2 separate regions of the Homo sapiens genome follow, and region 2 is linked to region 1. Evidence: chromatin loops called from intact Hi-C (ENCODE). Cell type or tissue: K562. All regions are shown on one strand. Each heading gives the region's core, and the rest is flanking DNA. Links, peaks and the distances in the headings are about the cores only. Region 1 holds the start of TSHR-AS1 (TSHR antisense RNA 1). Region 2 overlaps TSHR (thyroid stimulating hormone receptor).

What was found. Hi-C counts contacts between places; a loop is a spot of excess contacts. Peaks named below come from ENCODE experiments on the same cell type or tissue, not always from the same donor. Only the 100,000 strongest peaks of a DNase experiment are listed, where the experiment ranks them.
Region 2: it touches region 1 in a loop (10-fold over the local background); 3 of 110 quality-filtered maps call a loop at or near these places.

What each region holds. Positions count from the first base shown.
Region 1 is chr14:81,155,931-81,171,195 of GRCh38, forward strand. TSHR-AS1 (TSHR antisense RNA 1) reads right to left here and starts at 14,476. Exons shown (of 9, transcript XR_007064290.1): 1 at 14,179-14,476; 2 at 9,263-9,451. It overlaps LOC105370594 (a long non-coding RNA gene), which reads left to right and starts at 12,842. Exons shown (of 2, transcript XR_944073.3): 1 at 12,842-12,873; 2 at 13,731-15,265. RefSeq lists enhancers at 14,201-14,260, 14,481-14,850. In K562, for the core only: a CTCF peak has its summit at 8,386 (motif pointing left); DNase peaks (open chromatin) are centred at 7,221 and 8,421.
Region 2 is chr14:81,052,203-81,067,467 of GRCh38, forward strand. TSHR (thyroid stimulating hormone receptor) reads left to right here. Exons shown (of 10, transcript NM_000369.5): 2 at 9,946-10,017. TSHR-AS1 (TSHR antisense RNA 1) reads right to left here. Exons shown (of 9, transcript XR_007064290.1): 8 at 1-1,614. Among named protein-coding and RNA genes, the nearest start is that of TSHR, 100 kb to the left of the region's middle. In K562, for the core only: a CTCF peak has its summit at 10,822 (motif pointing left); a DNase peak (open chromatin) is centred at 10,819.

The sequences.
Region 1 (15,265 bases), core at 4,378-12,377:
TTTGAGGGACATGACAATTATATAAAATTTCAGTGCTCATAAATAAAGTTTTAATGGAACACAACCACGCTCATTCATTTACATATTATGCATGGCTACTTTTGTGCTATAATCATTGAATAGTTGTGACAGAAACTGTATAGCTCACAGATCATAAATGCTCTGGCCCTTTACAGAATAGTTTGCCAACCTCTAGTGTATTCTCAACATATCAGTTACAGTGGTTCTCTTAAAACTTAAGTCAGATCAGGTCATTCCTCTGCTCTCCAGTTCTCTCATATCAAAAGTCAAAGTTGGCTGGGCATGGTGGCTCACGCCTGTTATCCCAGCACTTTGGGAGGTCAAGGCAGGCAGATCACTTGAGGTCAGGAGATCGACACCAGCCTGGCCAACATGGCAAAACCCCATCTCTACTAAAAATACAAAAATTAACTGGGCACGGTGGTGGGCACCTGTAGTCCCAGCTACTCAGGAGGCTGAGGCAGGGGAATCTCTTGAACACGGGAGGTGAAGGTTGCAGTGAGCCGAGATCATGCGACTGCACTCCAGCCTGAGTGACAAAGCAAGACTCTGTCTCAAAAAAAAGAGCCAAAGTCTTTAAACAAGACCCGTATGATCTGGTCCAAATTGCCTCTCTTTTTTTTTTTTAATCTCCTACACGTCTTCTCCCTGCTGACTTCTTCTTGCTGCTCTGCCTTCCTGCTCTTCTTTGGTCATACCTATGAACTCCCCAACCAGACCCATGACATTGGCTCATCACTGTCTGGAATGCTTTTCTCCTGGATAGCTGTATGGAGAAATCCCTCACACCCATCAGGGCTTTATTCAAATGGCACCTTTTAGTGAGGCCTGTCCTGACCACCCTAACTTAAATGTGTTACTTGTTCCATGCTGTATTCCTGGTCCTCTCACCCTGCTCTATTTTCCTCTTTTTTTCTACTGTACTTACCACTTCCTAATATACTAGTTTATTTATCATGTTATAATAAACATAATGGGACATAAGCTCCACAAAGGCAGACATTTTTGTCAGTTATATTCACTGGTGCATCCCAAGAGCCTAGAACAATCCCTGGCACATAGTATGTGCTCAATAAATACGTGCTGGATTTGAATTGAATTTCTGATATATTATTTTTCATGTCTATGAAATGTTTAATTGATGCTGAGCCCTTAAAAATGTATCCTCCCCCAAACCAAACATCATATGTTCTCACTTATAAGTGGGAGCTAAGCTATGAGGATGAAAGGCATAATAATGATATAATGAACTTTGGGGACTCAGGGGGAAGGGTTGGGAGGTGGGTGAGGGATTAAAGAGTACACACCAGGTACAGTGTACACTGCTTGAGTGACGGGTACACAAAGATCTCAGAAATCATCACTAAACAACTTTCCCATGAAATCACCACTAAACAACTTTTCCATGCAACCAAACACTACCTGTTCCCCAAAAACTATTGAAATTTTAAAAAAAATGTGTCCTCTCAAATATAATAGCTTACCCCTGGTAGAGCATGAACATTTGACAATTTTCTGTTTTATGATATAGTCATCCTCTGTAGTTAAAAATTAGACATGGCCTTATATAAATTCTTACCGATCATTAAAAAAGAGTCCACTGTCCATCATTTTCTCTGTAAGAAGCCTATTCATTGAGTCATCTATCTTACAGTAAGGAAGCACTTGTGGTTACAAGCTAAAAACTCCTGCAATTCAGTAAAACTCAGTCTCAACTTCCCATTTAAAAGCCCAGAGAACTAGTCATCTACATGCAAGAAAGTGTTTGAATTGAGCATTTGTTTGACTTGTATTCATTTATTGAGTACCTTCTGCAAGCAGAGCATATACATCAGAATTTTTTTAACTGTGTCCCAGACTTTAAAAAAACTTTGAATCTAGAGAGGAAGATATATGTGTCACCACAGTATAAAAATTATTACAGTTTCTGAATGTTACTACAGAGCAGTGTTACTCCATAGAAATCTATCCTAAGCAAAAAGAACAAAGCTGGAGGCATCACACTACCTGACTTCAAATTACACTGCAAGGCTATTATAACCAAAACAGCATAGTACTGGTACATACATAGACACATAGATCAATGGAACAAAATAGAGAATCCAGAAATGAAGCCACATACCAACAATCCAACTTATCTTCAATAATGCTAACAAGAAGTTACACTGGGCAGAGGACTCTCTTTTCAATAAATGGTGCAGGAAAAATTGGATAACCACATGTGGAAGAATGAAACTTGGCCCCTATCTCTCACCCTATAAAAAAAAATTAACTCAAGAAGGATTAAAGACTTAAACATAAAACCTGAAACCATAAAAATCCTAGAAGAACACCTAAGAAAAACTCTTCTAGATATTGGCCTACGCAAAGAATTCATGACTAAGACGTAACAAAAACAGAAAAATGAAACTTAATTAAACTAAAAAGCTTCTGCACAACAAAAGAAATAATCAACAGAGTAAACAGTCTACAGAAAGGGAGAAAATATTTGCAAACTATGCATCCAACAAAGGACTGATACCCAGAACCTACAAGGAAAAACTTAATAAGAAAAAAAGCACTTGTATTACAAACCAAAAACCCCTGCCATTCACCAAAACTCAGTGTCAACTTTCCATTTAAAAGCTCAGAGGTCATTCACATGCAAGAAAAACTGTTAAATTAAGCTTTTTCATTTTTTTTTCTTTTTGTTTTTTGTTTTTGTTTTTTTTTTTTTTGAGACAAGGACTCATTCTGTCACCCACCGCAACCTCCACCTCCCAAGTTTAAGCAATCCTCCCACCTCAACCTCCTGAGTAGCTGGGACTACAGGAGAGCACCATCATGCCCAGCTAATTTTTTGTACTTTTTTGTAGAATGGGGTTTCGCCATGTTGCCCAGGCTGGTCTCAGAACTCCTCGACTCAAGCGATCCGTCCGCAGCAGCCTCTCAAAGTGCTGGAATTACCAGCATAAGCAACCATGGCCTGCCTGAACTGAGCTTTTGTTTGGCTCAGTTCAACAAGAAAAAAACAAATAACTCCATTTAAAAGTGGGCAAAGGATGGCCAGAGACGGTGGCTCACGCCTGTAATCCCAGCACTTTGGGAGACCGAGGCAGGTGGATCACCTGAGGTCGGGAGTTCAAGACCAGCCTCGCCAATATGGTGAAACCCCGTCTCTACTAAAAATACAAAATTAGCCGGGCGTGATGGTGCACATCTGTAATCCCAGCTGCTCCGGAGGCTGAGGCAGGAGAATCTCTTAGAACCTAGGAGGTGGAGATTGCAGTGAGCCAAGATCACACCACTGCACTCCAACCTGGGCAACAAAGGAAGACGCTGTCTCAAAAAAAAAAAAAAGAAAAGAAAAGAAAAGTGGGCAAAGGACATAAACAATGAACAGACATTTCTTCAGACATACAAGCAACCAACAAACATGAAAAATGTTCAACATCACTAATCATCAGAGAAATGCAAATTAAAGCCACAATGAGATACCATCTCACACCAGTCATAATGGCTATTAATTAAAAAATCAAAAAACAGCTGATGTTGCCAAGGATGTGGAGAAAAACAAACGCTTATACATTGTTGGTGGGAATACAGAAAAAGTATGGAGATGTCTCAAAGAACTAAAAGTAGAACTACCATTTGACCCACCAATCCCACTGAGTACCTACTCAAAGGAATAGAAATCATTCTATCAAAAAGATGCCTGCACTCTGTGTTTATCACAGCACTGTTCACAATAGCAAAGGCATGGAATCACCCTAACTGTCCATCAACAAATGATTGGAGAAAGAAAATATGGTATACATGCATCATGGAATACTATGCTGCCCTAAAAAAGAATAAAAGCAGGTCTTTTGCAGCAATATGGATGGAGCCGGAGGCCACCATCCTAAGTGAAATAACTCAGAAACAGAAAGTCAAATATTACATGTTCTCACTTATAAGTGGGAGCTAAACAAGGGGTACACATGGACATATAGTGGGAAATAATAGATACTGGGGAGAGTCGGAGGGGGCAAAGGTCAAAAATTACCTATTGGGTACAATGTTCAGTATTCAGGTGACGGGTAGACTAGAAGTGCAAACCTCACCATTATACAATATAGCCATGTAACAAAACTGCACATGTACCTCCTGAATCTATAAGAATTTAAAAAAATTAAGGTTAAAAGAAAAAAGTGAAAGTCATTTTAATAATATACTTTAACCCACTATTATAATATCATTTTGACCCAAAATCAATATGAAAATTATTAATGAGATATTTTACATTCTCTTTTCTTCTAGCTCAGTCTTGAAAATTCAGTATACACTTAAAACACATGGCAATTTGGAAACTAAATTTTCTTCAGAAATACCGTAGCCACATTCAAAGTTTGTAAAATGTACACTTGAAAAAAAAAAGACTTGCAAACCCAAATTGCTCTAAACAGACTTAAAAGTTTTTCATAACTGAATTGAGTGTTGTTTTTTTAAACTTGAAATTCAATTCATAAAAATGAAGTAAAATTGAAAACTCAGTTTCTCAGTCTCACTACCCACATTTCAAATGTGCCATAGCCACACATAGCTCATGGCAACCATAGTGAATAGCACAAGTTTAGAGCAGGGACTGTCAAATATTTTCTGTAAAGGGCTAAAGAGTAAATATTTTGGCCTGGCACGGTGGCTCACACCTGTAATCCCAGGACTTTGGGAGGCCTAGCGGGGTGGATTGCCTGAGTTCAGGAGTTTGCCACCAGCCTGGGCAACATGGTGAAACCTTGTCTCTACTAAAAGATACAAACAAAATTAGCTGGGCGTGGTGGCATGTGTCTGTAGTCCCAGCTACTTGGGAGGCTGAGGTAGGAGAATTGCTTGAAACTGGGAGGCAGAGGTTGCAGTGAGCCTGTGCCACTGCACTCCAGCCCGGGTGACAGAGCGAGACTCCGTCTCAAAAAAAAAAAAAAAAAAAGTAAATATTTTAGGCTTTGCAAGCCATAGATGTCCCTGCCCTAGAGGATTCCACTTGAGGGATCAAAGAAATCTTTAAGAAGGTCACCTCTAAGCTGGGATTTTAAAGATGAGTAGGATTTCAAATGTATAAATATAGGAGGGTGCAGGAAAGAGCATTCCATACAGAGGCCTAAGCATGAACAAAATGACAGAGGTGCGAAGGCTGTGGTACTGCTCGGAAAAGGAATCAGCATACAGGATGAGAGGGCTGGAAGGAGGGAAGGCAATATGCTAGTTACTCTCCCTGTAATTGACCCAATTACAGGCATTCCCCAACTTTTCTGCCCTGCAGGGACTGACCACTATAGACTGCATCGTGCATGCCCTTTTGTCCTCTGTGTTCCAATGGGTTTGGCCACCGGGGCTCTGGCTTGAGATCAGAGTACAAGGGCAGAGATACATGGGCATTTATCCCCGGTTCCCTCCCTGCTTCTTAACTACTAAGCCAGTGTTAGCTCCATAGTTATAGCTCCTGTCTTCTGTGACTCCAAGTTCGCTCCGGGGTTCAGTATCATCCCCTGTTTTTTCTGTCCTTTCAGCCTTAGGAGTGGTAACCGCTTTGCTATGGCTAATTCCTAAGTGTTTCACCATCCCTGATTGGTTCCTCTCACCCCACTCACCTCTTTGTAAATAGTCTGTAAATTCTCCTCAGTCAAACTCTTTGAGGAGACCATTTGTTTTCTGCCAGCCTCTTCACTGACTCAGATAGACTGAAGCTGCATCATCCAGGATCTTACATGACAGGCTATCAAGTTTGACCTGTGTTCAGTAGACAGCACAGAGCATCAAGGCTCTTAGCACAGAGTTGTGTGGGTTGTGCACTGCACAACTATGTATGGAAGCCCTGGCTCTTAATAAAGAGAGAGACAGAGGGAGAGAGAGAGATGATTAAAGAAAATAAAAAGGAGGAGGGCTTGGGAGGCAGCTCAAGGAGAGAATCAGCATAACCATGTCATCAGTAGCTGAGAGTATGTCATAGGCACACAGTGCCAGCACTGGGAGGAGTAAGAGTGGTCTGGTCCGTTTTGGAGACTATCACAGCTACTTAGCTCTGAGTTAAACAGATCATATTCTGTCCTATGTTCCAGAGCCACTCTTTGCAGCAACCAGTGCCCATTCACTGCAGGGTCCTCCATGACTTCTGGCTTAGAATCCAGTTGTAGCTCAAAGTTCTTCAGCAAACATTTTCCCACTTCATCATTTTCTAATATTAGTGTGCTGGTTCTGGAAACCAGATAACCAAGTATAAGGAAGACCACACATTTCCTTCAAGATATCAAACCCAAGTCCTTTGTAAAGTAATATCTTATAGCAGTGCTCCCCAAATTTGTTCACATCATGGCATTCTGAGAATATAATCATATTGCACACACACTAGGTAAATGAACAAGGGTACTCCCAGCCAGAGGTGACCAGTACAGAGGCTCTGGCTTCCCCAGACCTTGACCAGCTTCCTCAAGGCACACTTGCAACACACTTGAGACTTAGAGTTCAAGGTGTGAAGGTCTGCCTTAGAGCTCCAACTCCATCAGCACAAGAGTCTCATCCTCGTGGGACTCTCTCATGAACTATCAATGACCTCAGGCAAGCCCTGGTCCCCCTTTAACATTTGACCCAAAGCCATCATGGTGGCTCATGCCTATAATCCTAATGCTTTGGAAGGCTGAGACTGGAGGACCACTTGAGGCCAGGAGTTCAAGGACCAGCCTGAACAAAACGGTAACACCCTATCTCTATTAAAAAAAAAATTAATTTAAGAATTAGCCAGGTGTGGTGGCATGCCCCTATATCCCAGCTATTCAGGAGGCTAAGGCAGGAGGATCACTTGAGCCCAAGAGTTTGAGGCTGCAGTGAGCCATGATTGTGCCGCTACACTCCAGCCTGGGCCACAGAGGGAGACCCCCATATCTTTAAAAAAATTTAACAATCATATGACCCCATTACGGGCATATAACTCCTCTCTGATTCTCTGAAGTCATAGGTAGGGTCACAGCTAGCCCATATTGAACCTTTGCACAAATTAGAAAAAGGTACCCTTGCCCTGGATGGACATTGCCAAGCACCAGGGTACAACAGCCACCGGCCATGATTAAGAATATTCAAAAACTCATGGGATTATAGAATAAAGAGGAAGTGACACCACTCAATATTTGGTCTTACAAAATGCCCTTAGTCATGCTTGGGGCATTGGGGCCCACATCAAGGCTGCCTCCTTATCTTGCTGGGAACCTTTCTAGCTCTCCTGCGAGTCACTCTGCCCTCGTGACTCTTTAGCTGGGAAAGTGATTGTCCTGTCCTATTGTGATATGTTTCCAACCTCCAATGTTGTACTGGGAGACTTAACATCTGTCTTGGTGATACCCAATATCTTATGGAAGTTTGACAAGTTTTGTGATTTCTCTCTTGAAATTTCTACTCTTACTTCTGCATCTGGGCCACCATCAGCCAGTAGCCAGGTTAATCCCATTAATCCAACAGCCTAACCCACTAACCATAATGTATAGTATCAGCGCCCTTATCAATGTCAATCCCTTGCCTTCAAAGGCTGGCAATAGAGAAGACTAGGAGAAGACTAGAAGTTCAAGTTTTAAAGTTTAGGCACCTTTCTCTTTATGGAGTGTCTAGCTTCTTGGCCAACCTGAATCTGGGCCTGATTTTATTAGTAAATCAACAGATCATTTTAGTTTTTACTTTGTGTAAAGTAAGCATAAAAGGTTCTCTCCCATGAGTCAAATACACATGTCTTCACACTAGGATTGAAGCTATTAACATGAATATTGACCAGTTACGTGTTTTATTTACATACATCTATGTTCTCCCCTGTGACCTAGATAAGTCCAGTTGTTGGGCAGCTGAGCTCTGCAGTAATGGCCCAAAATGGACAGAGCAGACTCATCCTCAAAATCAAAACACGGCAAAGGGATGAACCTTTCTTTCAAATATGAGGAAGGTTAACATGACCTAAAAACAAAGCTCTTCTGTTCTTTGCCAGATAGAAATGACCTTTCTGTGAAGAATTTAAAAAAAAAAAAAAAAGAAGAAGAAGAAGAATCTTAATGAAATACACCTGCGTCATTAGGTGCTTATTACAGACACTTAGTAAGTCTGTTAGGTCAGTGAGTGAGGCCAAGAACCTGCCAAACTGAAGGGTCATTGTCAACCAATGGAACAAAACAAATGGACAAGAAGGAGGAGGAAAGATAAGTAGTTTTGATCTGGGACATGCGGCACAGACTCCTTGCTAGAGCTGCTTGAAAACCTATCTTTCTCCCTTTTCCTTTTGCCAGAGACTTAGGGCCCACTTGACATATTCACAGTTGGCTGATGCCACACTCTAAATCCTTACCTGAGGAGCAGTGTCTCCCTCTACAGGCAGCACAGCTGAAACACAAGGAAGACCTCTCTCCACAGCAGTGCCTCTGTAACTGACATGTCCCTGTACCTCTCAGCCAGCACATTGTGATAATGACTCATTGCTCCACTGCCGATTCACAGACCACTGCCAGGCAATGTGTGGGCCTGGAACTGGTCATGCTTCTTTACCTTTCTGCATTTATCTCTAACATAAGTAACATGTCATACCCATCCATGTTAGTGTGGCCCCCAGCACAACCAGAAAACACCAACTAATGGAATTTTCCACATTCTATGGGACCCAGCAGTACCTTCTTGTTTTAGTTAAAACTCTCCAATATTGCTTATCCCATCTGATGATCATTAAATTGGAAAGTGGTAGGCCAAGTGCAGTGGCTCACACCTGTAATCCCAGCACTTTGGGGGGCTAAGGTGGGTGGATCACCTGAGGTCAGGATTTTGAAACCAGCCTGGCCAATATGGTGAAACCTCGTCTCTACTGAAAATTTAAAAGTTAGCTGGGCATGGTGGCGGACGCCTGTAGTCCCAGCTACTCGGAAGGCTGAGGCAGGAGGATCACTTGGACCCAGGAGGCAGAGGTTGCAGTGACCTGAGATTGTGCCACTGCACTCCAGCCTGGGTGACAGAGTGAGATTCTGTCTCAAAAACAATTTTTTTATTTTAAAAATTAAAAAAGTAAAAAGTTGGAAAGTGATAGATTGTACTACCTCCCTGCCCTCACACCATTACAAACTACTCAGAGGATTGAAAACAAGCTTCCCTTTTCAAAAAGGATAGGGCAATCTGATTTCAAGTCACCTGTGAACAGTCAAGGAGCAGAAATAAATGTAAGGAAAGAAAGACACCAGATAGAAATGATTCTTGCAGCCTATTAACTTACATGTTTCATCAGACTTCCCAGGACAGTCTCTCCCTCGATTTCTCATAAGAATTCCTTAGATGAAGCCAGAACCAATGATTTAGCCTCCCTTTGACACCACTCTTCTTGTCCTGTATCTGTATACCGACCTCCTTTGCCCAACTGTTGTTAAATCCAAAGCAACGTTATTCCAGGAAGTGCTGTCCCCACCTGTGAGAGTAGGCAGACATGAAGAGTTGCTCAACATCTGCTTTGCTGGATAGCTTTCTTCATTTATGAAAGCTCAAAGGCAGAATTCAAAGTTCATAGGTGGAAGAACTTAGTGCTGGCCAGCATCATCGTGCACTCCCCAGGCCACATGGAGGAGCATGAGGTGTTTGTAAATTGTTAGGTGTCTATTAAAGAATGTTATGTGTTTAAACACAGGGTTGAAGACGATACAAACTTATAGGTGAATTAAATTTAAAAGACAAAATGTTGACGAACTTCTTCAACTAAAATAATGTGACATTTATTCTCTTCTCATCACATAAATAAGAAGCAAGCTGCATATTAAAAATACATATATATGAGACCAGGCACAGTGGTTCACAGAGGCCTGTCATCTCAGTGCTTTGGGAGGCCAAGGTGGAAGGATCACTTGAGGCCAGGAGTTCGAGACCAGCCTGGATAACATAGGGTGATCCCATCTCTACAAAACATAAAAAAATATGAATTGTTCAAACACATAAATAAATGAGATCATGTTTAGGCAATGGGGCTCATGCTGATAGCTATCAAGAAATCACAGAAGTAATTAACTTGGAAAAAACATCAATGATCAATTATAAATGTGACCATGCCTGATTTTATCATTCATGTTATCTTTTTCACACTTTTCATACTTGCAAAACAAAGTCATGATTAGCTCTCTTATAGCAAACACCAGCATGTATACTCACCAAACCCATTTTCCCTACATCCTGGACACACACCTACATACTCATTCCCCAGCTTCCCTTTCAAGGAGTGTCACATCCAGCCCTTAAGACTCCTAACACAATCCTCTTGTGCTTTCCGTCTCCATATCTGCCAGACAGATGCAAAGGATCCCAGAGAGAGGGAAAAAGAGTATCTGAAGCTGCAGGGAAAAATAAATCACTAGATGAAAGAAGCCTGTGTCTCTGAATTACTGCATGGAGAAGAGCCATCCATACCAACCAGCATTGTCCCGTGACATGCAGAAGAAGCAGACCTTTGTTGAGTTAAGCCACTGAAATCTTGAAGTTAAATAAACATTACTTAAGTTTACCTTCCTGAACTAATTCACAGTCTTACACTGTATTTTTTCCTTTTACTTTAGAAATTGAGCAACTATGGACAATTTATATTTATTTTTTCCACAGTTAGAGCATATTTTAGCTCTTCATCAATGTTACTTGACTTTCTTCTGTGTCAAAACAATGTGACAGCAGATAAATAAGACAGAACTGTGCACTCATCTTTAATACAGTCCTTTAGGCAATCATGCTATCTCACAGTGCTAAAATGGAATAAAATACATAAAACCCAAATATTAAATCATTGAGAGAAATTTTTAAAATAGTCTTAGATTCCTTCTTTTTAATGATTCCTTGATGGGTGGGTGAGGTGGCACACACCTGTAATCCCAGCACTTTAGGACGCCAAGGCGGGTGGCTCACTTGAGGCCAGGAGTTAGAGATCAGCATGGCCAACTTGCCGAAACCCCGTCTCTACTAAAGATGCAAAAATTAACCAGGCGTGCTCATGCGAGGCTGTAACCCCAGCTACTCAGGGAGGCTGAGGTGGGAGAATTGCTTGAACCCAGGAGGCGGAGGCTGCAGTGAGTCGAGGTTGTGCCACTGCACTCCAGCCTGGACGACAGAGCAAGACTCTGTCTCAAAACAACAACAACAACAAAATAATAATAATTATAATTCTACGACAGCCATTTCATGAAAAAATAGAATTTATCTTCCCGTAATACACATTACTGTCAATAAACATTCCCAAATTACACAGGAAATCACTGTTAATGCCTAATGTATAAGAAAAGAAAATAAAGAAACCTTCACAACACTTTTTTCTTAAAAGAAATAATTCTGACATTTTTGACACCTGTATTAATGCTATCTAACTAATAAAATTATGAGAATTACCTGGACTAGTTCAGGAACGGTGGCCCACACCTATAATACCAGCACTTTGGGAGGCCAAAGCTGGTGGATCACCTGAGGTCAGGAGACCAGCCTGGCCAACAGGGTGAAACCCCGTCTCTACTAAAAATACAAAAATATAAAATTAGCAGGGTGTGGTGGCACACGCCTGTAGTCCCAGCTACTCAGGAGGCTGACAGAAGAATCACTTAAACCCAGGAGGCGGAGGTTGCCGTGAGCCGAGGTTGCATTACTGCACTCACTCCAACCTAGGCAAGATAGAGTGAGACTCCTTCTCAAGAAAAAAAAAAAAAAAAGAATTACCTGGACTAAATCAATGAATATAAGTGAAAATGCATAAAGAGATAGGAACACTGTCTTTGTCATCTTAGATTTCCACCAGTGCAAGGTAAAAAAACAAAAATGAAATAAGCAAAGTGTGCATTTTCCAAGTAGAATCAACTCGGGTTAGGAGGGTAATAATGGTGGCATCAACAAAAAACATTTTTGGCATCATTATTTTATTCTTTGAGTTTTTGCTTTATCTTTATATGTAAGGAAGTTTTATTGGGCCATCCCTCTGAAGAGAGACGACTAAACTGAAATAAAAGCTTAAAGATGTCTTCGTTTCTTTAAAGGATCCTGGTATATTGTTATTACTGTGTGTTTGTGGTTTTACATATAGGTTTCCATCCATGTTCCTGGCTCATAACTCCAATAGCTCTTGGTATAATGGTGGAGCACTTTAGGGCTCAGAAGCAGGCCTGAGAAAACAGAATGTCTCTCTGCTCCTCTCCTGCCCTCCTTGCACCTGCTCCTTTTTCTCTCCAAGTGAGGAATCTTCCTTGTTTTTCTATATTGGCGCTGGCCATAAAGGAATTCTCTGACCTACCTTGTCTGACTGTGGGACGTAAGACCCTCATTTCAGAAGTGATCTTGCCCCATACCCTAAAAGAAGGAGTCCTACACAGAGGGGCCAAAAGGAATCTGAACAGACAGGCCTTACAGGGTTTCCCCTCTCAGTCTATGAGTATTAGACCATACTCTTTTTGTCCAATCACATTTCTACACAGTTGTCAGTCATGCCTATTCAATGATGTTCCCATGAAAGGCTCAAGCAAGAGACCAAGGTTCAAAGAGTTTCTGGATAGCTGAACACATGGAGGTTCCTAAAGGGTGGCATATCCAGGGAGGTCACGGAAGCTCCATGCCCCTTCTCCCCTACCTTGCCTTTGCCTCTCTTCATCTGTATCATTTCTAACATCTTTTATAACAAACCAGTAAACATAAATGTTTCCCTGGGTTATTTGACCCACTCCAGCAAATTAATTGAACCCAAAGAGGGAGTTATGAAAACCCCAACTTGAAGCTGATTGGTCAGAAATTCTGGAGGCCTGGAGTTGCAACTGACATGTGAAGTAGGGGCAGTCTTGTGGGAATGAATCCTCAACATGTGGGATCTGATGCTATCTCCAGGTAAGCCACAACAGAATTGTAGAATTTGTTGCTTGCTTAGTAGCAGGAAGAACACCTCCACCCCAGTTTGGTCACAGACATCTTCTGTGTTGATTGTTGTTAAGAGAGAGAATAGAAAAAGCACTTTGAGTTTGAGTGTGGTTTTTTCCCACAGAAGTCTTTATTGTCTACAATTCATGAAGCAATTTAATGTTGTTATGCATTATATTTCTTCCACTTTCCTTTAAAACTTAACATTCTAATTTTTCTCTCACAGTCAATATTTTGACCTATTCATGCTTACCAATTTCTTTGTTTTCCATTTCTTCTTTCATCCTCTTTTGAATTTCCATAATCTTTTTTCTAAAGTTTATTGTTTACTAGGTCTTTCTGCCTGGATAGAACTTGTAAATAATAAACACTTTCAGTTTTTATTTTAAAATATCTTTATTTCATCCTGACTGAAATAATATTTTTAGCTGGGTCTAGGTTCCTAGATTGAATTATTTCCCCTTAGTACTCTGAATACACTAACAAGGTCTTTATCCTCGTTTTTAATGAGGAACCTGCTCTTAATGGGTAAGTAGTCATCTCCGAAGTCAGACTGGGTCCAACTTGACTCCACCACTCACTTGCTGTGTGACTTTGGGCAAAGTCTACAATCTCTCTGTACCTCACTTTTCCTATCTGTAAAATGGGGAGAAATCTAAAGCGTAGTGCATTGGGTTATTTAAAGATTCATACATGTGTAGTGTCTGAGACATAAAAAGCATTTGGCATTATTCCTATTTATTTGCTCAAGATGAGATGCCTTCTTGCGTTTGAATTGTTGTGTTACATTGCTCCCAGAAACATCTTGATTAGATGATTTTTCCCAGAAAAATAACAGATGCAGTCAATAAGTGCTGCTCCCACCGAGACACCAAAATATCCCGTAAACCAACACACTCTGAGCAGATCTTCGCAGTGAAACGCTGAGTCCACAGAGCGGCCACACAGACACGAGGCTGAAGAGGAAGGAAGCTGGGAACCCTGCGCGGGGTGAGTGCCAGGACTAGTTCCAGGCCCAGAACGTTTCCTAGGGAAGGGTTGAGTAAAGTGACAGTGGGGCAGCCCACTCTCCTCACGTATTTCTGGGATCCCAGCTATAAGAGATCCTATGACCCCCACAGACAGTTGAATTGGCAGGGGGATCTGCCCAGGGAGTAGGCAGAGACAGAGCTCCAGGTTGCAGGGAGCCCAGGGGGTTTTGTGTGCATGGCAGCTGCAGAGGAAGGTGGCTATAGGCGCCTATCCCCCAAGGCTCCCCATCTGACCTCAACTTACCAGTGAGCCAAGAGAGAGCAGGGCGGTCCTTCCTGCGGGACTGGGGCGCATATGTTCTGCGGGACCCCCTGCACGCAGCCCCTCCCAAAGCCCCTGTCTGGTTGTTCCTGCAGGAGTGTGTGCACTGTGCCGCCTCCGCTGCCCAGCCTGAGTTCTTGCTAGCGACCCCGCCTGAATGCTTTCCAGGCAGCTTGGGAGCACTTCGGATCCCCCAACACAGCAGGGGTCTGACCCCGAGGGGCCGAAAGACAGAGCCCAATGCCCCAAGGTTGCAGCACAGAGCTCAGGAGTGCCCAGCTGAGACCTGTGGCTGGTGCGCAAGCGCGGGGGAGGAGCCTCCACTCAGAACACTGGGAGGAGTGAGAAGCAGTTCGTGGGCCAGCGCGGGATGAGACTTGTCTCTCTCAGGGCCTTTCAGGGAAGGGTTGCGGCCTGTCTGCAAGCCTTAGCCTCTGCCGGAGAGAGCCCCCACAGCTCCGAACACCTAACAAAGGAAACGTAAGTGCAGCTCCAGTGATTGGAGGGGGCTCCTCTAAGGGCCAGGAGAGGACTTGGCAAAAGGATCATCTCTCTCCCCTGAACTATGGAGCATGACTGCGAATACAAAATACCAAAGAGCCAGCGCTGAGTCAGAGCCTGCCGGCAATTACTCTTAAGCGCCATCTACTGGTTTGCCGCCGAAATTACAATTTCAAAATATTCTGCCAGTATAGAGCACCTGTAAAACCCAGAGCAAGAATCTAGCCACAAAGATCCCATACAGAGCCTTGGCCCTCTGAAAGTATCCAGAAATGAAGCCAATTGACTATACTCAACATATACCACAGTTAAGCCCTCAAGGTAAATGAATAATATAAAAACAAGACGACAAAGGAACACCAGCCCTCTCAAAAGAGTCAGCACAAGAACTCTGGCAATTCAAAACGTCAAATAAGCATACTAGCCCCTCAGCAAGGACTGAAATGTCCGGAATGACAGACATAGAATTCAGAATCTGGATACCAAAGAAGCTCATCAAGATTCAAGAGGAAGTAGAAACCCAATCCAAGGAATCCAGTAAAAATGACCCAAAAATTGAAAGACAAAA
Region 2 (15,265 bases), core at 6,905-14,904, 100 kb before region 1:
ATCTTGAGTTGATTCTACTATCAAGGGAGAGATAAAGTTCCAATTTTATTTTTCTGCATGTGGATAGCCACTTTTTCTAACACCATTTATTGAAGAGACTGTTCTTTCCTCATTGTGTGTTCTTGGCACCTTTGTTGAAAATCAATTGACCACAGATATGTGCGTTTATCTGGGGACTCTCTACCCTATTCGATTCATTGATGTGTCTGTTTTTATGGCAGTACCCTGCAGTTTTGGTTACTATAACTTTGTGATGTATTTTGCAATCAGGTAGTTTAACGCCTTAACCTTTGTTATTTTTGCTCGAGATTGCTTTGGTTATTCAGGGTCTATTGTGGCTCCATACAAATTTTAAGGTTGTTCTATTTCTGTGAAAAATGACATTGGAATTTTGATAGGATTGCACTGAATCTGGAGATCACTTTGGGTAGTATAGACATTTTAACAATATTAATTCTTCCAATTCATGAACACAGAATATCTTTCCATTTCTTTGTGTCTTCAATTTCTTTTATCAATGTTTTATAGTTTTCAGTGTATAGGTTCTTCTCCTCCTTGGTTAAATTTACTCCAGAGTATCTTATTTTTTATAGCTATTGCAAATGGAATTGTTTTCTTAATTTTTTTCAGATAGTTCATTGTTACCATATAGAAACACTATTAAATTTTGTATGTTGATTTTGTAACCTACTTTACTGAATTTTATTCATCAGTTCTAACAAATTTAGGGGGCTGAGGGAGGGGAGAGGGAGAGGGAGAGAGATTTGTACTGTACTGTAAAGAATTGGTTCACATGATTATGGAGGCTAAGAGGCTCAAGAGAAGCAGTTGGAAAACTGAAGACCCAGGAGAGCCAAAGGTATAGTATCAGTCAAAGTTGAAAGTCCTGAGAACCAAGAGAGCTGATGGTATAAATTCTGGTTTGAATCCAATGGCCTGAGAACCAGGAGAGCCTGTGGTGTAGAATTTAGTCCAAGTCTGAAAGCAAAGAAAATTGATATCCCAGCTTAAAGACAAGCAGAGATAAATAATTTTTCTTACTGAGCCTTCAATTGATTGGATGAGGCCCATTCACATTGGGAAGGGCAAGCTGCTTTATTGAGTTTACCAATTCAAATGTCAATCTCATCCAGAAACATCCTCACAGACACAACACGAAATAATGTTTAAGCAAATATCTTCATATCCCATGACCCAATCAAGCTAACACATAAAATTAAGCATTATACTTGTGTACACAAATAGACATTTTTAACTTAGCTGTGCATTTCTCCAAATCCTTTAGCAAATTACAAATACCAATCAAGAATGCTGACGGAAACATACCTACTTGTGTGACTACAAGTTAAAACACTGATAACACCAGGTGTTGGTGAGGATGTAGAGTTGACTGGAACTCCTATAGATCACTGGTATGAGTGAACATGTTACAATCACTTTGGAAACTGGAAGTTTTTGTGATAGTTAAGTATACACTTACCTATGATCCATAAATCATATTCCTAGATATTTACCCAAGAGCAATGAGTATGTGTGTCCATAAAATGATTTGTACATGGATGTTCTTCATAGCAGCTTTCTTCATAATAGCCCCAAACTAGAAACAACCATCAACTGGAGAATGAACAAAAAAATGCATATTCATAATTAGCAATAAAAATCACTACTGATACATGTAATAACATAGATTTGTCTCAGAAACATTATGTTGAATAAAAGAAGCAAGGCAGAAAAGTGGCTAATTTTTGATTATTTATGTGAAGTTAATAAACAAGAAATCTGTGATGATAGAAGTCAGAATAGTAGTTATCCTATAGAAGAGCAGGATTGCTGATATAGTTTGACTGTGTCCCCACTCAAATCTCATCTTGAATTCCCACATGTTGTGGGAGGGACCTGGTGGGAAATAATTGAGTCATGAGAGCAGGTCTTTCCTGTGCTGTCTTCATGATAGTGAATAAGTCTCACAAGATCTGATGGTTTTAAAAACAGGAGTTTCCCTTCACAAGTTGTCTTTCTTTGCCTGCTGCCATCCATGTAAGATGTGACTTGCTCCTCCTTGCCTTCCGCCATGATTGTGAGGCCTCTTCAGCCATGTGAACTGCAAGTCCATTAAACCTCTTTTTCTTCCCAGTCTTGGGTATGTCTTTATTAGCAGTGTGAAAATGGATTAATACAGTAAATTGGTACTGGGAATGGGTTGCTGCTGAAAAGATACCTGAAATGTGGAAGCGACTTTGGAACTGGGTAACAGGCAGAGGCTAGAGCAGTTTCGAGGGCTCAGAAGAAAACAGGAAAATGTGGGAAAGTTTGGAACTTCCTAGAGACTTGTTGAATGCTTTGACCAAAATGCTGACAATGACATGGACAATGAAATCTAGGCTGAGATGGTCTCAGATGGAGATGAGGAACTTGTTGGGAACTGGAGCAAAGGTGACTCTTGTTATGTTTTAGCAAAGAGACTGGCAGCATTTTGCCCTTGCCCTGGAGATTTGTGGAACTTTGAACTTGAGAGAGATGATTAGGGTATATATATCTCTATATATCTGGTGGAAGAAATTTCTAAGCATCAAAGCATTCAAGATGTGACTTGGGTGCTGTTAAAGGCATTCAGTTTTAAAAAGGAAACCAAGCATAAAAGTTCAAAAAATTCACAGCCTGACAATGCAACAGAAAAGAAAATCCCATTTTCTGAGGAGAAATTCAAGCCAGCTGCAGAAAATTGCATAAGTAATGAGGAGCTGAATGTTAATCCCCAAGACAATGGGAAAAATGTCTCCAGGGCATGTCAGACAACTTTGTGGCAGCCCCTTTCATCACAGACATAGAGGCCTAGGAGGAAAAAATGGCATGGTGGGCTGGGCCTAGGTTCCCTCTGCTGTGTGCACTCTAGGGACTTAGTAACCTGCATCCCAGCTGCTCCAGCTGTGACTAAAAGGGGCCAAGATACAGCTCAGACCATGGCTTCAGAGGATGCAAGCCCCAAGCCTTGGCAGCTTCCACATGGTATAGAGCCTGTGGGTACACAGAAGTCAAGAATTGAGGTTTGGGAACCTCCTCTTAGATTTCAAAGGATATATGGAAATGCCTGGATGTCCAGGCAGAAGTTTGCTGCAGGGGTGAGGCACTCATGAAGAATCTCTGCTAAGGCAGTGCAGAAGGGAAATTTGGGGTGGGCACCCCCACACAGAGTCCTCACTGAGGTACTGCCTAGTGGAACTGTGAGAAGAGGGCCACCATCCTCCAGACCCCGGAATGGTAGATCCACAGACCACTTGCACCATGCACCTGGAAAATCTACAGACACTCAACACTAGCCCATGAAAGCAGCTGAGAGGGAGGCTGTACCCTGTAAAGCCACAGGGGCAGAGCTGTCCAACACCATGGGAACTCAACCCTTGCATCAGTGTGACCTGGATGTGAGACATGGAGTCAAAGGAGATCGTTTTGGAGCTTTAACATTTGACTGTCCTGCTGTATTTCAGACTTGCTGACTTTTTGGACTTGTAGCCCCTTTGTTTTGGCCAATTTCTCCCATTTGGAATGGCTGTATTTACCCAATACTTGTATCTGCATTGTATCTAGGAAGTAACTAGCTTGCTTTTGATTTTACAGGCTCATAGGTTGAAGGGACTTGCCTTGTCTCAGATGAGACTTTGGACTGTGGACTTTTGAGTTAATGCTGAAATGAGTTAAGACTTTGGGAGACTGTTGGGGAGGCATGATTGGTTTTGAAACATAAGGACATGAGATTTGGGAGGAGCCAGGGTGGAATGATATGGTTTGGCTGTGTCCCCACCCAAATCTTGAGTTCCCACATGTTGTGGGAGGGACTCAGTGGGAGGAAATTGAATCATGGGAGCAGGTCTTTCCTGTGCTGTTCTCATGATAGTGAATAAGCCTCATGAAATCCGATGATTTTAAAGATGGGAGTTTCCCTGCACAAGCTCTCTCTCATTACCTGCTGCCATCCATGTAAGACATGACTTGCTCCTCCTTGACTTCTGCCATGATTATGAGGCTTCCTTAGCCACATGGTACTGTAAGTCCATTAAACCTCTTTTTCTTCGCAGTCTCGGGTATGTCTTTATCAGTAGCGTGAAAATGAACTAATACAATTCCTGATTGGAAAACTACACAGGAAACTTTCGGGATGATGGAAATATTTTATATTTTGATCCAGGCCCTGGTCTCATGGGTTTATGTGTACATATATGCATACATATATGTAAAGTATAAGTATACTTATATACACCGAAGTATATAAATATGCATTGTAGACTTGTGCATCTCACTGGGCGTAAAGTATGCCTTAATAAAGAACTGTGAAAAATAGCTTCAATACAAAAAATTATGCTAAATAATGAAATGAAACCAAATTTAATATTTTCAACAATTTGGAGACCTAAACCAATACTTGTGAATAGACAACTCTCTCCCAGATGGCCTAAGCTGAGCAATTTCCATAAGTCAAACTTATCAAGCTATTGCTTGAGTTTCTGGGGTTCAGATCACACACAAAAAAAGCCCAAATCAAAACTCTGTTTGACCCTACATAATAACTCACAAATCCACTTGGATTCTGGCCAGTATGCCATTCTATTTCAGCTGCAGTGTCACACCTTGCATTGTAGACATCATATCACCTGATATTTTTGTATCATTTGTAAATAATTTAGCAGCAACACTGACTAAAATTTACTATACCACCCAAAATACAAAACACAAGAGAATGACAAGTTAAAATTATTTTATTTTAAAAAATAGTCTATATGCAAATAGTCCCAAGTGTTTAACTGCATGATCCTTGTGGGTCTACACCCCTGATTTTAAATCCTATGCTTGCTGTATTCTTTCACAGTTTGCCACAGAGTATTTTCTTAATGCACAACAGTAAAACAAATTCACCAATGAAAATTTATTCTTGGCTGGGTGCAGTGGCTCACACCTGTAATCCCAGCACTTTGGGAGGCCAAGGCAGGTGGATTACTTGAGGTCAGGAGTTTGAGACCAGCCTGGTCAACATGGTGAAACCCCGTCTCTACTGAAAAAACAAAAATTAGCTGGGTGTGGTGGTGGGTGCCTGTAATACCAGCTACTCAGGAGGCTGAGGCAGGAGAATCGCTTGAACCCCAGAGGCAGAGGTTGCAGTGAGCCAAGATTGCACCACTGTGCTCCAGCCTGGGTGACAAGAGTGAAACTCCATCTCAAAAAGAAAAAAGAAAAGAAAAAAGGATTTATTCTCACCAAAATAAGAACACAAGGCAAGTGATAAATGTCACATTAAATTGTATTAATATTGCCTAATTTGTAATCCACAACTTCACAATATAAAAAATATGGATTATTTTTACCAATTCCCTCTTTTTCTACTATGAATACTTTCTATACTCACATAGAATAGTTCAGTGAAATATACTTGGTACACCTCAGTGAAATACTGGCTGATTGATTGACACAGGTGGTTAATACAAGAGGCCCTTAAGATGAAGATGACATTGATATTATACAAACACGCAGAATCACAAAATACTCTCAGCCTGTTTGCCAGGAGGCAAATAGGACACACAAGTGGGAAGTTTGGTGTTTCTGGACCACACAGTCTCTGCCACGGCAAAGAAGATCAGCCAGCCTCCTCAACTCAGTACAATTCAGACATGGTCATGAGGTAGGGGCTATAGTGAGAAATGTGTTAGAACCCACACCTATATATGCACATATGCAACACAAGCTATGTGTTTAAGATTCCAGAAACTGTGTAAGAAACAAGATGTTGGAATGTTGATTGGATTTACATGTTGATGAAATTTCAGTCAACTAAGCCTAGTATCATGCAAGATTACTGTGAAAAGTTTAATTGTACCAACTGCTCTTGTTTGGAACAAAGAACTGTCAGCTCTCTTTACATTAACCATATTTCTCTCCCCCATTGCTACTGCAAGAACCAAAAAGAGAGTACTTAAAACTGGGTTCTACCTGCAAAATCTGCAAGTCAGTCAGTCATGGTTTACATGCATGTCAATTTCTACATTATATTTTCCTAAGGCAGACATTTGACAGATATAAATCTTGCCTCAGCAAGGCCCAAAGGAAACATTTGTCATACCTCCAATGGTCATTCTTGATTAAAGAAATCACAGCAAAACAAATTGGAATTGCAAACTCAGCTTATATCTTTTCTCTCACATAATTTCTATATCTTGAAGCCAACTTCTTTAACCATAAAATGTGCATTCTCCACATAGGATACAAGACTATAGCTGTGAACTATTTTCCCAATGAGTTACATATGATGCCTTAATCGTTAATAGTAAATAGATGTACTATTTGTATGAGGTGAGGTTTTTTTCTCATATTTTAGAAAGAATCATCATTGTCTTCTTATTGTGAATTATCAAAGGCAAATAAAAAACAGCCTCTTCAGTACCTAGCATATTTTCATTAGAAACAAATTCTATTGCGATGCAAATTCTTTGGACAAAAGTGAAGCACTTTGAAGATTTTCTAATATTTTTGTCAAAAGAATACACATGTAGATGTGTACTTTGCCTTTTCCATAAATATTCAAAATGTATTCTGAAATTAAAATAAAATATTTCTATAAAATAAACACATTCACTTGGTGTTTTTTCTTTCATTTGCATTTAAAGCAGTAATCACAATATCACAAGATTCTTTGAGTAAAAGGCCTTCTCTTGAAAAGGTAGATAATAGAAAGAACATCCAGCCCCTTGCCCCTAGATGGAGGGATAAAAACAGATAGATGACAAACATTCTATAAATTAACTCTAGCCACAAAACTACTGCAAATCAAAACAACCACAAAACCTCCACAAAGGTTATGTGCATGCCGGAGCACATGTGTCTGGGGGTCATGAGGCATCCACATATTACAATAAATTTTCCCCACAACCCTTATTGTAAGGTTGAACTATTAGGGAAAAATGGAGCAGATGCTCTCTAAATAAATATGATGTCTTTATTTAATTTCCTAGATGCCATGCCCTCACTAATTATTTTTGTTCTTTATTTGAAGGGAAATAGATACCTTAGAAGAAAACTCCTTTTAAATGTTTTCATAAGCTCAATCAAACTAATCACATGTTAAAAGCCAGAAAAGAAATTAAAGGAGAGCTTAAGCTAATATGATGAATTTTAGAGAGGCAACCAAGGCAATTTATACCAAAAGTCAACAAAATTTACACAAACTCAATTGTGTATTTTTTTAGATTATGCGCACATTACTATGAAAATATCCAGGCAAAATGTATGAACTGTTAAATTGCAATTGAATTTGGCAATCTATACAACTAGTTGTCATTCTAATAATTCATTTAACATTATTGAAATCAGTATTTTGTCCCAGCGTGTTATCATGATATTAACTGAATTTATTCAAAAAGGAGACATTATTTTTATCTCAGGCTGATTGCTAGCACCCTCAACTTCAATTTTGTTTGATTTACTGTGCATATTGTATTATTACTAAGACAGATGCTCTGAGACACATAATCCTTATTGGTCTATATATATTGGTGAGCTTTCTTTGGTAAAAAAAATCTGGCTGGGAAAAATATCTTGTTTGTGGAATTAAGCAAAACATTAGCATTTCAAATATTTTTGTCTTTTAAAACACCTTGTGCCACAACTAACTCAATAGTGGGAAAAAGATCTTTGTTCAGAACTGTATGTGTGTAAAAGAGAGAGAGAATTCAAGAAACAGGTGTTATATATTTCAGAAACTCATACTTCGGGAAAGAATAGAAACATTATTTGAACCTTTAGCCCAAAGACTATCCAATTGCACTTAGATGCTATTTCTGTTCCAGGTTAATTTCTTAGAAACCATTGCAATCTTATTCTAGTTTCCTATTTAATTTTATATATGTTATTTACTTTTGAACATGGGCTAAACTCAAAAAATTTTAGTCAGTGAAGGTTACAGTTTAGTCCCATATTACCTACAATCTTACCGTAAGTATGCCCACAAAATGTTTGCCTTACGACAGCTCTATGAGTAAGACTATCTTTGAGCTTAAACTCAATCGCCTTGGGTGATACTCAACAGGTGTGTATCTTTTGTTTTCCTTTGGCATGGCCCAATTTTACACAGAGATTTTGGTAGAATGACTTGTTCTTCTCATATCTTTTTAGCTTCAGAATCCGGATAACTCAATTAAGGAAATAAAAGTGGGAGACCTTCAAAGGAGAACAAGTAATTTATGGGACCTGAATTTCTGAAATAATATTAAGGCAACATTGGGCTTCATGGCAAAACACCAGAGGTTGGGAAGAGTTGCAGATTTACTCTTTTGACATTCACATCACCTCCCTCCCTCCATTTTAATAGATGCTTTTACCAACTAATTTGGTCTTTCTGATGCTTTGATTAGGCAAGTTACAGATATATTTTAATAGTTGCAAAAATGAATACTTCAAAGAAAGCATAGACCAAGGAAATATATTGTTGAAAAGTAACCCCTCAGCTTAGAGAAGAAAAAATACACAATGTTATTCTACTATCTATAAATGAGGTACTAACTGGATGATGTGTGATTACCAGTGTGATTAAATGGCAAAAACAGACACATGGAGAAGCTAAGTAGTATGCTGAGGCATTGTCTTTTTGCCAAGTTAATACACTATGCACACTGTTTTCCATACAAGATTCTCAAGTAGTAACTATAGTAAAGAGCGTAACTCAAAAAATGGAGTGCCTAGGTGGAGAGGCATACTGGAATGCATGAAGGTGTTTCATTATGTATGATGAGAACAGTCTCCACCTTCTGAAGAGTCTTCAAAAAAGCAAACTGGAGGAAAAGTCACACCTTTAAGGTGCAAATCCAACAAAGATGTCTTAAGATTCTGAGGAAGAATTTGCTCCTTGCCAGTCAGTTATTTCCAGACTGCAGCATGTAGATGATAAGATCAAGATATGATCGAAGAGACTTTTACTTGTGCAAGAAGGTAGTAACCATGCTACTATTTTTAATCCTTAAGATTTAAAACATGCATTTAATTCTTTTAAAGATGTACTTAATGTATATTCTGATAGCATTCCAAGGCATTTCCATTGAAAAGTACATGCTATAAATTCAGTAGTCTTAACATACATAATACAATATATTATGTTGTTCGCACGAATGTTCATTGTAGCACTTTTCACAATAGCAAAAACATGGAATCAACCTAAATGTCCATCAGTGACAGATTGGATAAAGAAAATGTGGTACATATATACCATGGAATATTATGCAGTCGTAAAAAAGAACAAGATTATGTCCTTTTCAGGGACTTGGATGGAGCTGGAGGCCATTATCCTCCGCAAACTAACAGAGGAACAGAAAACAAAATACCACATGTTCTCACTTATAAGTGAGAGCTAAATGATGAGAACTCATGGACACAAAGAGAACAGACACTGGGGCCTGCTTGAAGGCAGAGGGTGGGAGGAGGGAAAGGAGCAGAAAAAAATAACTATTGGGTACTAGGCTTAGTACCTGAGTGATGAAATAATCAGTACAAAAAAAACCCTGACACCAGTTTACCTATATAACAAATCTGCACATGTACCCCCAAACCTAAATTAAAAGGTAAAATAATCATGTTTTTTCAATTTAATAAAAAGACCCCCCAAAAAATATTGCCCTTCAGTTAACAAATAAAGTGTGATGCGAGGCAAGACATATTAGTTTACTGCTAATTCATAGATGAAGTCTGATGATTTACTTTCTGCATCTGAATCTAACAATTCTTATTGGGAGAAAAAAATGTGTACATATGGTTCTTTGGTATGTTTGTTGAGTATTATTTTTGTTGATTATGTATCAGCCAACATATTGTGAAAACTGTCATGCTTTTTAATTATGTGTTTTTATAATTAAGGTGAATTATTAGAAAAGCCCAATGATTAAAACTCTAATTATGTAACTGTTATTTTCACAGGAAGCTTATTGAGACTCACCTGAGAACTATTCCAAGTCATGCATTTTCTAATCTGCCCAATATTTCCAGAATGTAAGTTTTTTTAATATAAAGAAAAGTTTGCATTTGTGATATGTTATTCTCTAAACGTGTTCTATCAAGAAAAATACTTGGTATTATACTTGCATAAATCAATGGCAGTTATATTGTCAATGTATATGACAATTTTATGTACATGATTTTTATTTCATTTTGCTATATCTCTACTCCCTAATTCCTACATGATTTTTTAAAACCTAAATCAAATTTAAATTCATTTGATTTTGAGCAGTTCATAATTCTCGATGTATTTTAATATATCTTGGGATATGGCAAAACCTTAGCTGTAAATCTCTCCTATAAACATCCCGTAGTTTATAAAGTAAACATATATACAGATAGACAAACATCCATCTGTCCTAGTCACCAAGTCTTGAATCACCTTTCACTACTAATACAAATATTTACATTTTGTTATAAACGTAGCCAGTGGTTTCAGATCTCTCACGTTAAAAGAGAATTAAAAATAATTCTAAACCTTAAAAATTGAATTGCTATCCACTTACAGTAAGGAGAAAAGGGATTTTCCATATTGGGTTGACAAAGAGTGAATGAAATGAAGCAGGTCTTTATTTCATTTAATTGATTTTGACAGGCAATCCAGATAGTTCAGGCATGCGAAATAATATAACCAGAAGCAACCTGTACAGTTTTTGGCCAAATGTACTCACTCCGTGGCCATTTTGTTAGTGTTTCTGTCATTTCAGTAGTTCTCAACCACAGACGACTCTACCCCTAGAAGCATTTAGCATTTTTGGTTGCTAAATGCCCACTAGAGAGGGGGCTGCTACTGGCACCTAGTGGGTAAAAGTGAAGGTTGCTGCCGAACATTCTACAGTTCATAGGACAGTCCCCACAACAGAATTATCTAGTCCAAAATGTCAGCAGTGCTGAGGCTGACAGACCATCCTACTGAACATCTCTGCAGTTTTTTATGTTGCTAACAAGTCCTTCCTCTTTCAAATTCTTGCCTCTTTGTTTTCCTTGATATTGCTCTCTCATTCCTCTTCTTGTCTCACCTGGCTACTCTTCCTTAGTCTCCTTTTCTGACTTCCTATTTTATTTTTGCCAGCTACTTAATTACCAGCTCTTTCTTTGTATATTTTGTTCTAATTCCTCTATACCCCACTCTCCTTGAGTAAACACTCCCATTCCTTGGGCTGCACTATTTCCTAATACAGCTAATTTCCAAATATTACCACTTGGATGTCCCACAGGCTCTTCAAAACCAGCATATCCAAAATAAACACATCATCTTCCTCCCAAGCTGTTCCTTCTCTTTTAACAGCACCACTGTAGCATCCTATAAGCTAAAAACCTTGAATTCTCCTTTAGCTCTTCCTTTTCCCTCATCTACCTTATACAACTGCCTATTTGGTGTCTCTGTTTGCATGTCCCAACAGCTTGGCCATTACTTCATTCATTCAACAGATATTTATTGAGCCCTACTTTGTGCCTGGCACTTTGCTAGGTGTTCCGTACACAGCAGTAGACAAAACTCACAGCAGTTCAGTTTTATTCCTAAGAGAGTGATGAGTATCATGATGGGGTCAGTTATTGGGTGATATGGAAACTCACATAAGAGGTCTATTACCTACACAGGAGCAGGGAGAGGAGTTGGGGAAGACTTCCTGAAAAAAAAAATAGCACCTGACCTGTGATCTGCATTATATAGCAAAGAGCAGAAGGGAAAAGCCTGGGCTTTCTGAAGAATTGAAATATAATAAGTTTCTTGGGGGTAGAGCTTAGGCAGGGAGGTGGGCAGTAGAAAAAAATAAAACTTAGGTCTAAGTTAGTACAGGGTCTTGTAAATCATGTGAAGGAGTTTAAAATCTTCCCTAAGGGCTGAGCCATTCAATGGTTTTAAGCAGGCAAGAGAAATGGTCAGATTTTCATTTGAGAAACATTCCCTTGGCTATGTAGTGGAGTGAGGGGTGGAAGTGGAGCAAGGCTGTAGGCAGGAAGCTAGTGAAGAGGCTGATGCAGTGCCCAAAGTACAGGGGATGGCAAATTGAAGGATGATCATTGAGTGGGAATAATGAAAAAGGATAGAGATTTGAGACATAAATAAGGGAGGGCTGATCAAGTTTCTGATTAGGACATCTGTGTGGTTGATCGGCACATTCATTTAGGCAGAGAAGTGTTTTGTATATTTGCTGTGGAGGGTCAGGGGGTATGTTAGGAATTCAATTTGGGGCATATGGCATTTGAGGTGCAGTTATATTGAGTACACATCAGGACACAGACAGAATTTTTTCATTCATTTGATAAATATTTGTTCAGCCCCTACTATGTGCCAATCACTGCTCTGAGAGCTGGGGATACATCAGGGAACAAACAGACAAAGATCCATGTCCCCATGGAGTTTCCATTTGAATGGGAGGAAATAGACAATGAACCAAAAACACAATAAATAAGTAAATTAGATACTAATTTAGAAGGAAATAAGTACATGGGAAAAAAAGTAAATTAGAGTAAAGAGGATTGGGAGTTCTGGGTATATGGGGGCACTCAGGGGAGAGATTCAGGTAGAGATTGAGAGTCACAAACAACTGGGTGTAACTGGGACCAGGAGGAGGCATCCGCAGAGAGGGAGAAGCTAAAGAGAGTGAAGAAAGAACAATTTTAAGAGCATGTGGTCCCTGAAGAGGCAGGAGGGGATGAGATCCAAATAGAGGGATTGGCCTTCTAGAGGAAGATGGTCACTTTTTACATCATAACGAGGAAGTCATGTTGTAGGACTTTCTCCTTAGTTCAGCTAAAAGCCAGGTTCTTGTCACATGGCCATAAAAGATTAGGCTCACAGACACTTTGAAGGGTGACAAAAATAGAATTTATTGGGTGAAAGAGGAAAAGAGGGAAACAGGGACTCTCAGCAAAGCGAGAGTCCTCCTAGTCCACTTCCCGCCTCACAGATTGAATCCCAGGTACCACCCCACAACAGGAGAGGCCAGGCTCCTCCCCACTATAAATGAACTTCCCGAAGCTCCACCCCAGTACACACTTCTCCCAGGGCACAGGCAGTTGAAGGTTCTGCTAGGGAGCCCTTTTTTACTTAGCTGTCTCAGTTGTAGGAAAAGATGGGACAGATGCAGGTAAACTAATAGGCTTATTGGTGGGGAATTCAAGGCATTCTCGTGTTAAAGTTTCAAACATTTCTATGACTTATCAAATTATTAAAGGATATCTAAGAAGATGGAAGATGGAGGTGGCAGAGTTAGAAATTTGATGAGAAGATTTGAAATAAAAGTGGTGAGCAATAAGAAGAGGGTTGGTTGACTGAGATATAGGAGACACCCAGGCAGATCTGAAGGCTCCACTGAGGCTTCCCCCAGGGAGACTGCTGGATTCTCCAGTCTGGGTTAAGTGATAGGGGTCCCTGAACCCTATCAAGCATTTAACACCTTGTGTTAATCCCATTTACCTTGTACATTAATCTGTATCTGTGAGTACTGTGAGTTCCTTGAAGGTAGGGAACAGGCCTGTTTTGTCATTGTCCAGAAGGATGTCTGTCATACAATGAATGTTCAATACATATTTGTGGAATAAAAGCACATACACATACCTGAATAATGATTAAAGATTTGATATATCTTGGGGAGAAGAAAGAGATCAGTAGGATGATGCTAGGTTTGTCTGAGATGGTTCAAATTCCCACTTGGGATTCTGGCATAATTGTTAATGGCACCTTGCTTTAACTCACAAAACTATCCCAGTTTGAATGATAAGTCATATGGTGACTGTAATGATTATATGATGTTTAAATGCGAAGAAGAAGTAGGATCTGATTTTTCCTAGTTGTAAAAATGGGGTAAGTAAGCAGGGAATCACAATTTTTATCCCCCTGAATAAACGATTCCTGCCAGTTGTCTTCACAACCAAGCAATCACAGCCATACAAAAAGATGTCATTAGGTTGGAGAAACTGGAACTTCCATTTGATAATATGGGCCGAGTGACTATCCTTCTGGAACCTTGAGAAAGACTCATACTTCTTAACTGAGAAATTCAGTAGAAGATTTGGAGCAATGGAAAAGATGCTTAGGGAAACAAGTTGGCAGCCTTGAAAAATGAATCTTGCTCTGCTAGCTTGCTCAGCTTCATCCATGGTAAATCCCCACAGTCTCTACACGGTAAATTAATTCCTTTCAATCTGTTCCATTGTTTCCTTTATGTTAGAAATATATTTGTATCAAAACAATTTATATAACGTTATTATCTGCAAGAGGCAAAGGGTTAAGAGACTGGGTAAATCAAAGGATAATTATTTAGAGAACAGGTAATTCAAAATAGAAAGCACAGAGCCATTATAATACTCATAATAACCAAGATAAAAACTTAGAATGGAACAATCAGCACTCCTCTTGTAAACATTGCATCGATGAGGATACTTTACTGGCAGATTCAATTCAAACTATAGGTCAGTGGTTCTCAACATTGCCTACACATTAGAATTGGCTAAGAAGCTTTTGAAAAATAAAAGTACTTGACTCATCCCTCATAAACTCTGATTTAATTATCCTAGACCGGGTCTTGGACATCTGTGTACTTTAAAGCCCTTCAGGTAGTTTAATTGCATGTCCAGGGTTGAGAATCTCTGCTATGGCTATGGCTGGAAACCATCTGTCAATTGTTCATTTTCCCAAATGTCATAGAAATACCTCACAATAGAAAGTGGTCATTGAATTTGGCTGCATTAGTCATTCTCATTACAAGATGGAATTTGAGGAAACTATTTGAAATATTCCTTATATGTTCTTGACAAGTTGTATTTAGGAATTTCTCTGTTTTCCTTTTTCAGTACTTGAAGCTTTTATTTGAATTACTTTTTGCTTACAAAGTTTAAGACGGAGCTTGAATTTTCAGCTTCATTTAAAATCATGAAGAGAAGTCTTAAGGGAGTATGTCGTCAACCTGTGGAATGTTCCACTAGAGAATTGCGATTTTCTCTTCATCTTTGAAACTACATGTCTAATTCCATGTTATTAGACATTCCATTAAAAATGCTTCTTATTGACTCTAGTGTTCTTTTCTGATGCTCATGTTTTTTTGCTATTTTGAGGAACTCTTCTATTCATTCAGTTGTTTAATAAGAGTCGACAACATGCCAAGCACTCTGAAAGGCACTCAAGATTCAGTGGCCAAAAACAGGCACAGTTCTGCATTTCAGAGAACTTACAGTCTAGTGAGACAACAGAAATATCACCCAAAGAACTGGAAATTTGCACTCTGATAATTAGTGA